Linked DNA regions of Homo sapiens: region 2 is linked to region 1. Evidence: read pairs that join two places in POLR2A ChIA-PET (ENCODE). Cell type or tissue: MCF 10A. All regions are shown on one strand. Each heading gives the region's core, and the rest is flanking DNA. Links, peaks and the distances in the headings are about the cores only.

Region 1 (5,382 bases), core at 255-5,254:
CTGATGTGGCTTATTTTGGTCTGTGAATAGGGAGAGGGCCTTCTCCTCTCATGGGTCGAGCACACACTCAAGGAGGCTGTCTTCAGGCCAAGGTCACCCTTGTGAACACTGATTGGTATGAAGAAGAGGTGAACACAGGTGTGATGGAACCAACGTCTTTGTTCCCACCTAATAGCTACCTGCCTTCTCTTCCAGTTTGGGAGGGTGACGTGCCAGGTCCTGATAGGAAGGCAAAAGTGGCTCACCTCAGCTGCTCTACCAAGTACCCCACAGAGGGTAAGGAGGTTTCCAAACCAAAAAGTTTTGCCCACCCATAGTTTTTGGTTAAACCTCATGAAACTGCCAAAATTTAAATTTCTTGACTTAGAAAAATGGTAATTCTGTGGGGTTCAATCTAATAATAACTGCTATTTATTGAGCACTATGCTAAAAGCTTGCTTGTATTATCACATTTAATCCTCAAAACAGTCGTAAGTGTTAGCAACAGACATTGTTATCTTTCTTACAAATAAGGGATTGAGGCACAGAGAACTTAGATAACTTACCCCAAATAAATCATGCAGCCAACAGTTAGCAGCCTGACTCGGGCACCCACATTAGCTGCCATCTCTCAAGAAGCATGAGGACCCCTCACTAAGCAGAGGAGAGACCAGGAGACACTAGAAAGGCCATTGGACAAAATCAGAATGACAAATGGGAATTCTCATTTTCACTACACAGAGGTGTGAGAGTCCATCCCCGCCTGTTGCAAGCTTGGCAGGGGAACAGGAGAGAGAATACCTGCAGGTGCCTTGTCAAAGGAAGATGAGAACGACGCTGTGGAGGGGAAAGGGCAAGGGCCTGCCATGTCCTGAGTGATGGGAGCTGGAGGTAGCCGCCACCATCTGTGGTCTTGACCCATATGCAGTGAAGCACAGGACCTGACAATACCAATGGGCTTTGTGGCCTGTGGACCTGGGCACTATCACCCTGCTGCTTCCTGGTGGAGAAGTCTGTGAAATGCCCGTCCATAGAGGGAGGCTGCTCAGGGAGACGCCTCTGCATTGCAGAGCACAGGGTCTCCTCTCATTTCCCTCTGGCCGCCCTCCGTGATGCCAGAATATAGCCATTGTCTGGCACAAAGCAGGTATTTAATGGAGGAACATTCTCTAGTTTAAGAAAAGTGCACTGTGGCAGCCTCTGGAACACACCTGGCAGACTCCAACTACAGAGAACACCACCCACTGAGGGCTCAAGATGTGGTGCTTTGAAATCCATCATAGCTGCATTTGCAGGAGGACTTGCATCCCCAGGGCTGCTCCCAGCGAATGACTGTTTTAGGTCACTAAGGCAGACACAGGGGCCCCCAACACCCTGAGGACCCTCCAGAGACTGCAGCAGGCAGTCCAACGTGCCTTCTCTCAGCCTCCCCTCCTTCTCTCTTGACATGGAGTCAGATTTGCATCAAGGCTTAATGGCCCTCCTGGCCTTCCCTGGTTCCCTCTTTATCTTCCCTCATGTGATAGTTTCTCCTAACAAAATGCAGGCAAGTTTAATCCCATCTCAACACATGCTTCCCGGAGGACCCTGACTAATAAATAAGCTGACATGGCATGCCAGGAGATCCTGGGCCGAATTGCCTTTATGATTCTCAAGCTTTCTAATCTTTGCTACACAAATAGTGATGGCTTCCCTCTTTCTTCGGGGAAACTGCTGTAATCAGCAAATTGTCACTGTTGTACTGAAGTGACCCTGAGATATGAGTCCTTTCCCTGGAAGGTAATTTACATGCTCTGATACACGAAAAGCATGTAACACTTCAATGATGCTTAAGGCAAAGGTGCTGAGGTTTTTCTTTAATACTACAGAGCATCTCGTAGGACAGAGAAGGCTCTGCAGTGAGCCTTCTCAAGGGATGAAATGGAACTATGAGATCGAGTTTAACACCTTAGCCCCAAGGAAGTAAAAACCAGAATCAGGACACTTCCCATTTGAAGCAACACCCACTACTGGGCAAAACCATCTACATCCACCACTCCAAACTATAGGAAGGCTACTCATATCCTATCACACCTGAAAAGTAAAGCACTCAAGTAGGGGCCTCAAATTAATGTTGCCACATCTGCTCGAGTAATACCATTTGGAGTAGAGGAGTAAGAGGCAGCAAGAAAACATTCCCAAGCTTGCCAAGAATCTTGGTATCCTAGAAATTCTACCAGTGTTTTCAACAGATTAAGCTTAAAAGTAATCGGGCATAGCCCAGAAGAAGCATGCCACTCCTCATTTTTGACCAGCACCTAGTATACTAGTCTGAGGTCACCAAACTACACATTAGCAGATATTCCCGGGTACCATGGGGTGATGGGGTGAGGATGAAAGAGGTTCCCAGTCCAGCTCACACTGAAAGACTTTTCCAAAGCTCAGGGGTGATAGCAAAATCTGGATGGTTTAAAAGTTGCTTTTCCCTGAGAGTTCTGCCAGTCCCAGGGACATAGCAACCCCATGCTGCCAGACCAAGGAAACACCCCAGGAGACAGGCACGGATCACTCTCAAATGGGGAACTATGGCAAGTGCCCAAAGCTCTTAATCAGGCTGTCAACACGTGCAAAAGAAAATGAAGAATGCTCCTCGCAATCTCTATGATGAGGTTTGGAGTAAAATTATTTGTTTCCAACACAAGCTTATGATTCAGATCATTCATAGTAATTCTGCCTGAAGCCCGTGGCATTTGTACCACTGGCCAGGACATGGTCTCATTAATATTTATTTTTTTCTAGCTGAGGCAGTGATCACATATATTTGGGATTGTTTACAGGCAGGCTCTTGCCGATGTTCTGTTTCTAAAAGCTGAATTAACAACCAGAGGAAAATGGCATTTATTCCTATTTCGAGAGCAATGACAGGGGAGGTTAGAGTCTAATAACTTCTCTGAGAGTGTTAAATTGATGTTAATAATAAAAGTGAGCCTGGACCATTAAAGCCTCACAGTTATTAACTTTTATTATGAACATTAACACTGGTAACTTTACATTTATTTTTCTAACATTCACACACACACACACCACACACACACACACACACACACACACACACACACACAACACAATATTTCAAGCAAAATGGAGAGGACAAATTTACCTAAACTCAGTCCTGTTAACCTCTTGAACTCCAAAACCCAGCCGAGGCTCCATCTAGCCTCAAGTTTCTTAATTTCCTCCACAGCTACCCTTGGTTCCTTCAATCCCTCTTCTCCTAAAACAAACAAAAGCATGTTCCTTTGTCATTAAAAAAAAAAAAAAAAAGCAAAGTAAACATGCATCACACAGGCCAGCAGCCAGAAGTTTCCAATGCTCAGTGTCTGCTGCATTCTACGCCTCTATCACACAAAACTCACCACCCTCTAGTTCTGGTTGAGTCTGTTTGTATGAGTTCTAGCCCAGCCAATAGGTGATGCCCTGGACCATCCTTGGGCCACCTTGCTTCTGGGAGTCCCAGGAAAACTCATGGAGAGCAGGTTCCCTAATGGATTCATCACACAAACTATGGCATTACTTATTCTCCTCTCAGAGCCCAAGATGGGCTTTTCAAAAACCCTGGGCCTAAGAACGTGGTACAATTATGGATATTGAAATCAAATGGATCTAGATTCCAGCCCTGCCTCTGCTCTCTATTGTGTAACTCTGGGAATATTGTTTAACCTCTCTAAGCCTCAGTTTCTCCATCTGTTAAGTGAAGATGTTACTACTACCTATCTGGCAAGGTTACTGTGAAGAATAAATGGGAGGATGGGTGTCAAGCGGTTAGCAGAATGACCAAAATAGGAATGCTGATTCTTAATAGGCATTATAGTTTTATTTTAACTCTTCTCTGCTTGAGTGCAAGGACAAAGACATTGAAGGCAAGAGGACCCACTGGGTCTCACAGCACAACACTGGAGAAAGGCCTCAGGATGAAGTGGGCCATCCCATCTACACTCACAGAAGCAAAACGGGAGCTCTCTGACCTGTGTTGTACACACACGGCCAGCTCCATGGCCTTTGTCACGTGGAAAATGAGAACTGCTATGGAAACAAAGTGTGTGCTGAGAAAAAATACAAGCAGTAATAGTAGCATAGTAGGCTGCAACAAACTATGCCCACATCAGTGACAAAATATCTACCGACAAGTTACTGTTAAAATACTACAATCCAAGAAGCTGTTGTAAGCCAACGTTTTGGAAAGGTCAGTATCTAGCTATTCAAATCATATCATTACATTCTCTAGGCCAAGAGGTAGCAAGTGGGTTTTATTACAATCAACAGGAAGGGACTGCCCAGCTTTATGCTGAGAAGGACTCTAAGGCTCAGTTAGAGTGACATCACCACTTATTGATGCCGTTCAGTTGACTGGAAGAATGGGGATGTCATGCTACAAGCACATCATCCCTTCCCTAGACAAGGCAGAAATTAAAAAACACTTACACAAACACAATATTTAGAAATATTTATCTTGATCAGAAAGGAGTTGGGTCATCCTCTTCAAATAGTATTGATAGCATAACTGTTAGAGGTGCAGAGAAGGCCTGGGAAGTTCTACGCCCACCACCCACTGAGGGTGTATGCACAACCTTGGAATCCTAGCTGCTCCTTGGGTGAACCAATTGGCTGCTGATTTTACCACCTACACTTGCACTGGTCAAGGGCACTGTTGGAAGCAGCCCCTAGCCCATCCTAGGAGCCACCTACAATGGACCACCCCAGCCCTGGAATTGGAGCTCACCGCCAGGGCCTCATCACTCACACCTTCTCCCTGGCAGTTCTCCGACCCTTTGGCTGGCGATCCCAGATGCTGCAGAGTTGAGGTAGCATCATCCCTCCTGTGAGCTGCCCCAGACTCTTGCCTGGTTCTTCCAGCTGTCTGTATTATCTGGTTCTCCATCTCAGGTTTGTCTGAAGTCTTCTTATTGTAATAACAAAAACTTACTCATAAGTTTTTTGAGTAATAAATATAAATGTAAAAAGGTTAACACAGAGTTGTCATACTTCCTTCCAGGCCAGCTATTTAGACTTGAGTTGAAATCTGACCTCCTTTTCTCACCCAGTCCCATGTCCAATACACTCAGGTGTCATCCATGTTAAGGACAACAGGAATTGGTGGGGAGAGCTGGGAGATGCAGGATGCCCTCCCAACTTCTGGCTATAGCTGATTGGCTCCTGAGCAGATATTTAGTGTCTGGAAAGTCACCCTAGCACATGGGGTGCTGGACATTCCCATCCCAGCCATTCAGTAAAGTCCTAATTGATCAGCTACCGTGCACAGTCCACAGTAAATGTGTGAGGAAGAACAGGCCAGTTTCAGAGAAGACATTCAGGAAGTCAAAAATTATGAGCAGGGCTCTGGAACATACTTTAAGTAAGGCAATG
Region 2 (5,382 bases), core at 112-5,111, 98 kb after region 1:
TGAGTGTAGGCGTGGGTGTGGCTGAGTGGGACAGTGAATAATTTGTTCATCTTTCTATCCTTAGACCCTACAGAGTGGGTTCATCAGAAAGACTTTTGAATGCATAAATACTTATAATTTGGGATAAATTAAATGACATTAAATCCAGACTAGTATCAAAGTTCAGTTTTGGTCAGGTGAATTTTGAGATATTTATTAGACATCCAAATGGAGAAGTCAAGCTGTCAGTCTGTTATATGAGTCTGGAGTTCAAGGGCTGGAGATAATAAATCTGGCCACTGGGTATTGAAAATGAGAATGAGGATAGAGAAGAGAACATGTCCTAGTGAGCCCTGGGGCATCCCAAATAGTGAGAAACCAGCAAAGAAAAGGAAAAAGAAAAGAGGAGTTGGTGAGAGACCAAGTGAAAGTGACGTTTCAAGGGGGAGGGATGATCAGGTGTGGCCTGCGGCTGATGGGCCAGCAAGACAGGCCTCCTCCCCCAGTGATGACATCCATTGGGCTGGGTGCTACTGCGGGCCCAGACAGGAGCAGCTTCCAGGGAGCAGGGAAGGGAGAGGGTGAACCCCTGATTAGGATGAGTTTAAGAGAGATGGAGGCAGAGGAAATGGGAAAAGCAAGTATGGCCGAGTTTTCTAAGGAGTTCTGCTGTGAAAGTGAGCAGAGAAATGGAGATAGAAGTTGAAGAGGGAGTGGAGATAAGACGCAGTTTTCTTTGCAGGGTGGAGTGGTAACAGCTGATGGGAAGGACTGGAAAAATGCTGAGGAATGAGGTAAATGCTGAGCAATGCTGTCCAGTAGAGGGCAAAAGGGAGGGATAAAAGGTACAAGTGGAAGCGTGGATAGATGTGATCTGGTAGTTTGTGGATGTTCCCTTGTAATGGTGACAGATTTCTTGGTGAAGGTGGAAGCTGTGTCTTCAGCTAAGAGTGAGGATGGGGAGAAGATGCTGGAGGTTTAAGAAGAGAGAACAGGGAGAGTGAGAAAGTCAATAATTTGCTCATATTTCTATTTCTAGTCCTACATAGTGGGTTCTAAAAAAGGCTTTTCAGTGCAGAAACACTTATAGATTAGGGTCAATGAAAAGACACCAAGCCTAGACGAGTATGCACACTGCTAGCAATGCTCAGCTAGTTGTGGTTGGTGTGTTTAGAGAGCTGGTTTAAGAGATCAGGTCAATGGACGGTTAGGTACACTGACTGCACTAGTCTGCCTGGCCTCAATCCAGTTATCCCCATTGGCCACCAGTGATGAGATCTTTGGAAAAGTTATTCACCTGGTTTAGTCTCAGTTTTCTCCTCTGTAAACTAACACCAATAATGGTATCTGCCCATAGAGTCACTGTGAGGATTTACTGCAAGGATTCGCGTAACGTGCTTGGCATGTGGTAAGCTGGAATCAATGACAGCCATCGTCGGCAGTCTCAGTGTTATGATATTAATAAGAAACGACTGCAGCGCATGCATGGCTGGGATGGTGATGTTGTGCTGGGTGAGCCTGGCAAGTAATGATTAGTCGTCACTGTGTTCCAGAGTCTCACCTTCAGCCCAGCAGGAGAAACAGCTAGGCTTTGTCAAGGGCCTTGACATTATTAGTCTGTTCTCAACGTTGCTATGAAGAAATACCTGAGACTGGGTAATTTATAAAGGAATGAGGTATAATTGACTGACAGTTCCACATGGCTGGGGAGGCCTCAGGAAACTTACAATCATGGTGGAAGGCACCTCTTCACAGTTCGGCAAGAGAGAGAATGAGTGACAGCAGGGGAAATGTCAGATGCTCATAAAACCAGCAGATCTCATAAGAACACACTATCATGAGAACAGCATGGGGGAAACTGACCCCATGGTTCAATTACCTCCGACCAGTTCCCTCCCATGACATGTGAGGATTATGGGGATTACAATTCAAGATGAGATTCGGGTGGGGACACAGTCAAACCATATCAGGCCTATAGAGAGTATTGATCTTGGAGGCGCAGATTCACATGAACTAAACTCACAGAAGACTGATACATAAACCACAAAGCCAACTTAGGAAACATCACTATTGGGAGAAAAATTGATTGAGGGAGCAAAGTTATGATCAGAAGGTTGGGCAAAGAGCCTTGGGAGTGCAGTTAGGTGAAGCAAATGAGTGTTATTAAGCCATGATCATCAGTCACCTATTCCTCCTGTAGGCTGCACCTCCTGGGTGCACTGAAAACTTCCTGTTGGTGGCCAAGGTGCCCCATTCCCTAACTAATGCCGGTGACACAGAGGAAGCCTTGCCCTTTGACTTTGTAAGATCCAGACTCCAGGCAACTGATTTGCTTAGGTTTGCCCACATATTATTTCTAGGCATGTTATTAGTTATGGCTTCTTGAACATCAGGCAGCCTTGATTAGACTTCTAGGTCTGGGGTGTGCTACTCCATCCTGATAGATATACTCATTCTTGATGACTCCTTCAGATGTCATTTCACACGTTAGTTAATGAATTAACCAGGTAAGCTCCCTGAGGACAGCCTTGTTTTTCTGCCTTGCCCTGTGTTGATGGACCAGAGTAGCTCTTAGGACATCCGTGCCCCATACCTCTTCACTTTGATTTGTGTGCTTACATTTGTTTGTTTAATAACCAACCTTCTCCCACAATCCCCGTCAAAAAAAAACTGAACTGTATTTTCCTGGGAAATTTGCTTCTCATTTGAAAATACACACATTTAACTTATGAAAAATCAAATCCATATGTTTCTGAGTTATTTATTCTAAACCCATCAAAACATTTTAACAGCTGCCTAATGTCCAAGAATCATTTTGTTTCTTAACAGGTTTTTAAAAAGCTTTTCGTTAAAAAATAGAAGAAAAAACAGGTGGTTATACTTTGTGAATGGGAAATAAACCACAATACCAAACTTCTGTGACTCTGGGCACATTGCATGCTGCAGCCTCACCTCTCTCCATCACTGTTTATCTAGAAGTCCACCCATCTGTCTGCCGGTTTACTCATCTGTCTGCAAGAGCACACTGTTCTTCAGGCAACTTCTTCCAGATTTGAAGAGAGAGCCATGAGTCATGTAGGAAGAATACCCCAGAGTACAAATCTTACTGTTATTCAGGAAAAAGTCTCAGAGCCCAGGGTGTGGTTGTGCCCAGATTTCTGTCCTCCTGTCAAGGGTAGAGCTGGCCTCTGCCCTCATCGGGCCCTCTTCTAGCCCTTCACCTGAACATTCTGCCAGATACGTGGGTGGGAGGTGTACAGGGTCTATATCAGCCTTGCATTTCTTGCTTCAATTCCCACCCACCTGGAACACGAAGTCCAGGTTTTGGTTTGAGCTCTGGCATTCGTCTGTGATTACGGTGCAAGGCAGAGCAGAACACCAGGATCAGAGGAGTGGACACAACACATGTTCAATGACTATCATGGCTATGATGTCATGCAAGCTATCTTCATGGCCATGGCTCCCCCCACGGTACAGGATGCAAGGTGTGCCCAATCCAACTATCCTGTCATTTGCCATGATAGTTCTCATCCACTTGAAACTGTCCCCTCCATCCATACTAAGCTCTTGTGTCAATGGCAGTCAGTGGAGCCCTCAACATCAAGAGGAGGGAATGAAAATAGGAAAAAAAAAGGTAATGAATGGGAGAGAAGAATCAGGAAAGTAAGAAAATGCATGATTGTGGCCAAAAAAAATCTGGGTAGATAGAGATAATGGTGCATCTTCCAAGACTTGGGATTGGTGTTTGAGTCTGTAAGATGCACAAAGAATTTCCCAGATCACACCACAAGGCTCACATGAGTAGTCAGGCCAAGCTACAGTTCAAAAGCAGAACCCACCGGGTGCAGAAGCTGTAGGAAGAGAATGAGCCATGATGGACGATGGCATCATCAGATCACCCTTTGATGTTAGCAAGATGACCCCCTTGAAAAGTCACTCAAAAATTTATAGACATCATCAAATATAAATGTCTGATAATAAAGGAACCAGACCATTTGGGCATACATTGTACTGTGTACAAATTTACTTTCAAATGATTTACAGTTGGTTTTAAATGCCTTCCTAAGAGCTGCTTTTGGAAACCAAAAAAAACAAAATTTTGAATTGTTCTAAGTATTTTTAATGTACTGTCTGAAATATCTCAGAATTATTCTAACAGTGCTGAAAGCAAGGCAGAGAGAGAATGTTCCATCCTGATGGACTGGCTATTTTGGATCCCAAGAGGCAATTCTGGGATGGGTTTGGGTCTTTGCCAGTTAGGTAGCTGGGCCTGTGCCAAAGAGAGAAATACTGAGCTTCAAAGAAAACAGATGCTTAAAAGGTCTGTTCCACTCCTGCGATCTCTGTTTAATGCTGGCTATTGATGGCATATTGCTTTCAGATCTTTAATTTATCTCACCAGAGATACAATGCCATGTGCCTATCTGTTTTCAGCAGGCCAGGTGGCTGGGGCCGGGGGGTGGGGGCGGGGGTGGGTGGGAAATCCTCCATGGATTGCATGCCTTCCTGGTCATTGCAACATACATGAGCATCAGAAAAGGGAAAATGTATCATCTGGCTACAGCTCCTGTCTCCCTCTTCCAGGAAATATGTTTCTATGCAAGATGCCCACTCAGAGAAGTGTGTTCTCCTTTCTCCTTCCCTTCATCCTCCCAGGGACCTGTGCCATTCTCTGCAGCAAATGCCTTGTCTTGGCCTACCCTCTGCCTGAGCTGGCCCTTTGCTTTTCACTTCCTACTATCTATAGCACCCCACCCCTTGGGTCTACCCTTGGAAGCCACTCAGTCTTTCCTTTTAGCTGCCAAGTCCTAAAGCCCAGACTTCACTACTTAGCATCTGCTAAAGGGACCACTGCCATCTGGTCAACCAATAGGCCAGTGGTAGGGGATGAGTAGGTTTTCCAGGCTGGCCTCTTAAAGGAGCCTAAATAGGATTTTGCTACCTAATTCAGATGTGTGAATGACAAAGTGGAATTAAATCATTCAAGGATAAAGACACCATGTAGCTTGAAGGGTGAGGGAGGCTACTCAGGGTTAGCTAGAACCTGTCTACTTCCTTCAAATCAGTCCATGTCATCAGCCACCTACATCGCAGGTAGAAATTGTTCCAGCTCCTGACAGGGTTTGAAATGAGCAGGTGAGCTAAACCCAAATTACACAAACATGTAAAAGCCCGAGGCAAATGTTCCTATCAGGATCCAGCTTAACCAGATCCAAGAATTATTGGAACTGACAACTTAGGAAAATGGTTGTACATTTAAAACACAAACTAACTAACTTACCTGATGAGTTTCTCCACTCAGATCTGTAAAAACACCTCTTGGATTATTTCTATGAATTATTACCCAGAAAGGAATGCTTGGCATACAGTAGGTGCTCAATAACTGTTAGCCAGTAGTGTATT

What was found. ChIA-PET counts read pairs that join two places held together with the same protein. Peaks named below come from ENCODE experiments on the same cell type or tissue, not always from the same donor. Only the 100,000 strongest peaks of a DNase experiment are listed, where the experiment ranks them.
Region 2: POLR2A ChIA-PET joins it to region 1 with 5 read pairs; 2 of 35 experiments call an interaction of 5 or more read pairs at or near these places.

Annotation. Positions count from the first base shown.
Region 1 is chr21:37,967,900-37,973,281 of GRCh38, reverse strand. No RefSeq gene overlaps it. Among named protein-coding and RNA genes, the nearest start is that of KCNJ6, 54 kb to the right of the region's middle. RefSeq lists an enhancer at 1-3. In MCF 10A, for the core only: no CTCF peak of the experiment used is centred there; no DNase peak of the experiment used is centred there.
Region 2 is chr21:37,869,283-37,874,664 of GRCh38, reverse strand. The region is part of intron 1 of KCNJ6 (potassium inwardly rectifying channel subfamily J member 6); the gene reads left to right. Among named protein-coding and RNA genes, the nearest start is that of KCNJ6, 44 kb to the left of the region's middle. In MCF 10A, for the core only: no CTCF peak of the experiment used is centred there; a DNase peak (open chromatin) is centred at 3,014.